Linked DNA regions of Homo sapiens: region 2 is linked to region 1. A link is a contact called in ENCODE Hi-C or POLR2A ChIA-PET data. All regions are on one chromosome and are shown on one strand. The core of a region is the stretch at or near the end of the contact, and the rest is flanking DNA. Distances in the headings are between cores, read along the strand shown.

Evidence for each region. A loop is a pair of places that touch in the nucleus more often than their neighbours do. ChIA-PET counts read pairs that join two places held with the same protein, here RNA polymerase II (POLR2A). Pooled maps may share reads with other maps.
Region 2: a pooled map shows a loop between it and region 1 (4-fold over the local background). The contact joins the enhancer-like site here to the promoter of TMCC2-AS1 in region 1. A Hi-C loop is called at or near these places in 5 of 168 maps with a recorded cell type or tissue (CD4-positive, alpha-beta memory T cell, CD8-positive, alpha-beta T cell, OCI-LY7 and 1 more), 1 of 37 single-sample maps with no recorded cell type and 10 of 50 pooled maps. POLR2A ChIA-PET finds 5 or more read pairs at or near these places in 23 of 52 experiments (AG04450, B cell, CD4-positive, alpha-beta T cell and 18 more).

What each region holds. Positions count from the first base shown.
Region 1 is chr1:205,235,790-205,238,877 of GRCh38, reverse strand. It overlaps TMCC2-AS1 (TMCC2 antisense RNA 1), which reads left to right and starts at 1,587. Exons shown (of 3, transcript NR_183258.1): 1 at 1,587-1,694; 2 at 1,920-2,373. All of the region lies in intron 1 of TMCC2 (transmembrane and coiled-coil domain family 2), which reads right to left.
Region 2 is chr1:205,283,450-205,286,537 of GRCh38, reverse strand. No RefSeq gene overlaps it. Among named protein-coding and RNA genes, the nearest start is that of NUAK2, 37 kb to the left of the region's middle. RefSeq lists an enhancer at 1,941-2,040. Within about 2 kb of position 1,602, at least 27 of the 41 ENCODE cell types and tissues checked have a DNase peak (open chromatin) inside an H3K27ac peak, as active enhancers do; they include B cell, CD4-positive, alpha-beta T cell, CD8-positive, alpha-beta T cell and 1 more, where a contact is called at or near this core.

The DNA of each region.
Region 1 (3,088 bases), core at 338-2,837:
GAGCTAGGAATGTGAGATGTCACAGCATCAGTGTCTATTTTGCAGATGAAGAAACGGAGGCACAGCATAGCTAAGTGGCTCATCCAAGCCACACAGAGAAACCCCCGACTTCTAATTGAATTTACCTTCATGGGCCCATACACTGATTTCAAGACTTAAGATTTAAAGTAGATAGGGTATTTGCATGTGTCCCAGAATAGTATCAGAGGCAGGCGCCAAACAAAAATGCCTGGGTCAAGGGTTGTTAGGTCCCCTGAACTGCTGTTGTGACCTGCCCATCCCATGTTATGGGACAAGACCCTCAACTATAAAGTCTTTACTTCCCACCTCCCTGAGCTGTCCTGCAGCTGAAGGAAACCTAGGGAAAGTGACCAGGAGACCCCAGGACCTTTGTCCCAGCAGACCGAGGAATCTATTAAAGTCTGAGGCAGGCAGGAGGGAAATAACAAAAAGGAAGTCAAAGAACAAGGTGCAGAGAGAGGAGATTACTCCAAATGAAGGGGTTTTTCCTCACTGATAAGGTGCGAGGCGGGAACAGCAAAGTGACGCAAGGGCTGGGCCGCTTCTGCATGTGGGTGTCAGGGAGGAGATGGTTAAGGAGTTTTGACATAACACAGTAAGTGTTTTAAAAAAAAAAAACTCAGCACATACACATAACCAGCTACAAGTTTCAGAAGTGAGGAAAACCATGGTGACTAGCTTAAGGGAACTTAGCCGCCAACGCAGCAGAAAGCACCACCTGCTCTGACTAACAGGTTCCAGCTCCTAAAATGTCACTTGCTTTTCCACATTGACTTTTGCTTTTCCCTGGCTGCCAGAAACCATTTTGGTGGCCAAATGAAGCCATGCATTAGAGAGCTGAGATGCTTCAGAGTTAGAGGTGGCAAACAAACAGGGCTTTCATGATCTGTAAGACCGAAGCAAGAAGTGCCGTCCCCAGAACTGGCCATAAGGTAGTCAGAAAGGAGAGCCTCCCAGGGTGAGGTGCCCCGGGGAAGGAAGTGAGGGGAGTTGGCTGTCCCTCCCCTGGAACTATCTGAAAGGGCAGGAAGAGCCCCATCTCCTTGGGTGGCACTGTCCTTTCAGGAAAAAAGGGAGGACTAGATGGCTTCTGAAAGATCCTTCCTGAGAAGGCTGTGGTTTCTGAACAGTTGGGCTTCATCCGTCTTTCTCCCTGGGTGTGGGTCCCCCAAAGGGGAAGTTTGCTCCAAAATCTGCAAACACAGCTGCATGAATACAAAACTAAAATGCCTTGGGGTACAGTGTCATTGGCACCATCTGGTTAAAAATGACCAAAAGTGGTTTCTAATTTTTACAGGTACGTGTGTTCTCAACAAATCCCAGGAAAGCTTAAAGTCACACTAATCTATAGCTAATTATCCCACCTGGCAGCTGACTGCATAGCCCTTCCTCCTACCTGGGTTTGAAACTCCTTCCGCCCTACCAACAGTTTGGCTGTGAGGGTTCAGTGGGGTGACTGGGTCACCCTGAGCCTTTGCCAGCCTAGGTCGCCAACATTCCTCTATTTATAGGGTCTCTATGGAAACAGGGCCAGCATTAGAGAACTAATCACTGTAAAAACCCACAGAGTTCTACTCTTAGGATCCAAAGTGGATTGAAGAAGTCTCCAATTGCCCTTAAGAAGCTCTGGGTGGGGAGCCTGAGTGGGAGCAGGAGAGGAACCATTACCCCAGGTTTGGCGCTGATGATCACAGTGGTGTACAGTAGGCAGCTGCAACTGTTCAGGCCCACTTGGAGTTTCTACTGGAAACCCAGTGATGAAAGATTTTTGGAATCATTTATTTATTCCCCAGCCTCACAGATGAAATTTTAAAAAAAAAACTCAACTCATGGGCACACGGGCAAAAAATTCCCCCATTCTCAATTTTATTTTGATTCCTCTTTCCTTTATTGCTTAGAGAATTCAGCCTGGAGCCAAAGCAAGTGGGAAAAGGTCACCTCATCCACCATGTCTTTAGGCAGAACTGATTCAGCACACACCAACATAGAAGACTTTTATTAAAGTTCCCAGCATGGCGTGCCCTCTCTCTGCCTCTTTGCATCCTACCCATCCTTCACCACCTCGCCACTCCATAAAGCCCTCTCTGATCACACCAGTCTGCAGCGATCTCGCCCTGCTCTGAACACATAAGCGCTCATTATCTGCACCACTCATTTTGCAATTAATCGTGTACTGCCTTGTGACATCGCTTCTAGTGCTTTGTCTGACTGTTATCCAACTTCTCACCTGCTGACGGATGGAACCCTTGATGACAATATGAGTGACTGGACAGCAGGAGCTACAGCTCCTACATCTCTGTGTCCCTAACATTACCTGGCAGAGGCCTCAACACCAACATGGAAGACAGCTAGGTAAATTATTTGTTCATTTATTTTCTGAGCAGCCACTATCCAAGTCTCTACAAATCCATCTTACAAAGGTGATTTTAATCCTTAGATGACTACCTTTTCCAAAGACATAACCTTTCACAAAGATTTCAAATGCTCCAACAGCCTTTTCTTGTGTCTAACTCAGATTTCTCCTGCTGCAGTTTAAACCCTCTTCTCACTCTATTATCTTAGTAACCGCCAAGATTGAGTTGGCTTGGAAGGAGATGAACACAGACCAAGGAGCCAGAATGTATGTGATGTCTTCACAAATGGCTTAGGGAGGGCTTGGGAGGGGGCTCATGTCCTTACAGCCAGATTTGTTTTCCCTGGTGGACATCACTCAGTTAACCTGGCTGGAATAAGGAAGCCTTTAGTCATTTGGTTTAAAAATAACTGTTCTTTTTTTTTTTTTTTTTTTGAGACAGAGTCCTGCTGTGTCGCCTAGGCTGGAGTGTAATGGCGTGATCTCCGTTCACTGCAACCTTTGCCTGCCGGGTTCAAGCAAATCTCCTGCCTCAGCCTCCCGAGCAGCTAGGACTATACGGGCACACCACCATGCCTGGCTAATTTTTTGTATTTTTAGTAGAGACGGGGTTTCACCATGCTGGCCAGGCTGGTCTCGAACTCCTGACCTCGTGACCCCCCTGCCTCGGCCTCCCAAAGTGCTGGGATTACAGGCGTGAGCCACCGCGCCCAG
Region 2 (3,088 bases), core at 353-2,852, 48 kb before region 1:
CTTGAGCAAGTCACTGGACCTCTCTGGGCCTTGACCTCCTTTATTCGATTATAATCCAGACCCTAGGGTCTATCCCAGCAATGTACGTGAACGTGTATTGTGAGTTGTCGAGCACAGCACTCGTGTGAGAGGTTATTACTTTATTACTTTGAATTTGCCCTGAGCCCCACAGTTTGAATAGGGAGGCTGCCTCAGAATTTATTTTTGAGTATCAGCTTCCAGATGGAAATTCCTAACCTGGGGTCTGAGGATGGTCTGCAGGGAGTCCTGGTGTCATATAGAGAATTTTTGAGTAGATGCGTTTTTCTTGGAAGAGGATGCAGAGTTTTCATCAGACCATTGAGGTCTGTTAAGAGCCACCATCTGAGCCCTAGGGCTCCCTCCATGGGGGGCAGGCAGAGGGGCCTCAAATCCTTGGTGGCCGTATTCATGAACCGAAGTGACCTGCTCAACAAGGACATGCCTATGTGGGTCTGAAAATACCGGCAAGCTAACAGAGCTCATGAGAACCACAGTGCCAGAGCCTGCGAGGTGAATTTCATTAGCACCCTCTGTGCTGGCCTGACCTTAGCTGGAGCACTGCGCTCTGTTCAAAACAACATGCTTTTTGTGGTTTTTTTTTTTTTTTGGTTGGTTAGTTTCGTTTTTTTAGAGATGGAGTCTCACTCTGTCGCGTAGGCTAGAGTACAGTGGCGTGATCACAGCTCACTGCAGCCTTGATCTCCCAGGCTCAAGAGCCTTGATCTCCCAGGCTCAAGCGATCTTCCCACCTCAGCCTCCCAAGTAGGTGGCCCATGTCTTCACGCCTGGCTTTTTTTTTTTTTTTGGTGAGAATCAGTAATTTTTTTTTTTTTTTTTAACTAGAGATGGGGTCTTGTCATCTTGCCCAGGCTGATCTCAAACTCCTGGACCCAACTGATGCTCCTCCCTCAGCCTCCACTTTGAGATTACAGGCGTGAGCCACTGCACCTGGACAAAGACATAATGTTTTAAGAAGAACTTGGGTAAATGGAAATGTTTCCAGAGGATACAGGCCAAGCTGTCAAAAGGTCTTAAATCCATGTCTTAGGAGAAATGACTGAAAGAACTAAGGGTATTTGGCTTGCGGCAAAGAATATAGGTTAGATGGGGATTGGAAGTGCGTTAACTTCTTGAAATACTGCCTAGTGGAGTCTACCCGGGAGGCAGATAGAAACTTAGCAAAAGGAAATACTTTCCAACAGGGAGCCCTGTCCCTCCTGGAATGGAATAGGACTTTCCTCTGCCTCACATACTTGGTTTTGCAGGAAGGAATAAATTGCAGACAGGATCCAAGCTCTATCTAAGAAAGGAACAAATAAATGACAATGACCACTTCCCTAGGGTTTGGGGAGACTGGGTGATGCCTTGTGGGTCAGGGCAGGGGAGTACAGGCTGGACTTGGGCCCCTGCAGCCTCTATCTCCTTCACAAAGGAGTCTGCTCTGTCTGCCTGGGTCTGCAGCTGTCAAACTCCTCCCTCTCCACTTCACAACCCTCTGATGTGGTGTTGCACAAGCAGGGGGGGAGCCAGGTTGGGTGAAGAGAGAGGAAGCTGGCGGCCCTGGGAGGCTGGGCTGCAGCTCCCTTGGAGGACAAGCTAAGCTGTCATGGGCCAGGCTGGAGGGGTGGGGAGGGGAAGATGGCTCACTGGTGAGTCATGGTGGCCATTGTCTGCTCCTGCTCCCTCTGGGGGAGGGCGACTGAAAGAGACAAGCCCTCTGGCCAGCTGGGCCTGTGAGGGCAGGTTTTCCACTCTTGTCCTCACAGCTCTGAGAGCAGCTGGGGTTTGGCTCCCTTACCCTGATTTCCCATCATGCAGCAAGGCAGGGCTGGTGGCTGACATTAGATGGATGTTGAGGGGAGGGTGTCCAACCCCGCTCACACCTTGCTAAGGGGCTCAGGATGGTCACACAGTGGATCCTAAAGGCCCAGGCTGGGGGAGAAGCTGTCCTGCCCTGTCTGGCATGGCAGACGATGCAGGCAGGCGTGCCCCTCTCTAGTGATCACACTGAACCTGAGCGGCACACCTTCCCCACCGCACCCTTCCTAAACCTCCTTCCAAACCTGCTCCCATCTAGCAGGCCTGTCCAGCACCCCACCCTCCCTCAGGGCCCCAGGGGAGCCTGCAGAGAGTGAGGTCACTCTGGATTGGTGCCTGGAGGCACCACCCTTGCCCCTCACCACAACCTGGTCTGGTCCGAGTGGCAGGGCCTCCATCCTGCCCCCTGTGAAGCCCAAGTTTGGGTCCCTGATAACTCCTAAGGCTGACGTCACAGAAGCACAGAATGACAGACTGTCAGGGTTATTGTATGTTGGGGAAACTGAGGTTCACAGAGGTCAGACACATGCAGCAGGGGTGCCCAGTCTGCAGTGGGCAGGTGGGGAAGGGAAGACTCCCTGGTGGGGGACTGCTGTGCTCCCAGGCCCTAGCAGGCCTCCAACTTGGGGACAGTCTGAGTTTGGGGCCACCTTACAGTTCCCCTGCCGCTGCCTCCGTTGCTGCTTCATTCTCGTTTGGGCAGAACAAAGGTGTTCCAGAGCTCAGGGGGTGAGGTGAGGAAAAGAGCTACCTTGTGTGGGCGGCTGTGTGGCTTTGGAGTCGACAGATGTAGGTTAGAGCCCGCATTCCTCAACCTTCTGGTGGCTGGACCCTGAGAGTTGCCTAGATCTCATTTCCCATCTGTGAAGTGACAGTAATAAGCATCTTACAATGCAAAATGCTTTGCATATGTCGTCTCATGTATCTTTGAAGAGGGACAGAATATGCCACACCAAAATATGCCATTTCAGCATAAGGGTTACTCTCACTTGAAAAACAGCTGATACAAAAGACAAACTCTGACCTCCTCCCTTTTCTCCCTGTCCCCGGGGGGAAAGAAACGTTTTTGTCACCAGAGATGAGGAGTTGAGGCTGAGGCAAATTTGTACAAAAGGATAAAATACCTCTTACCTTCCTTAGCGTCCCTAATCATCCTTTTCCACAGTCGCCTCTTTCTTTCCTTCTTTCTTTCTCTTCCTTTCTTTCTTTCTCTCTCTCTCTTTCTTTCTTTCCCTTCCTTCTTTCTTTC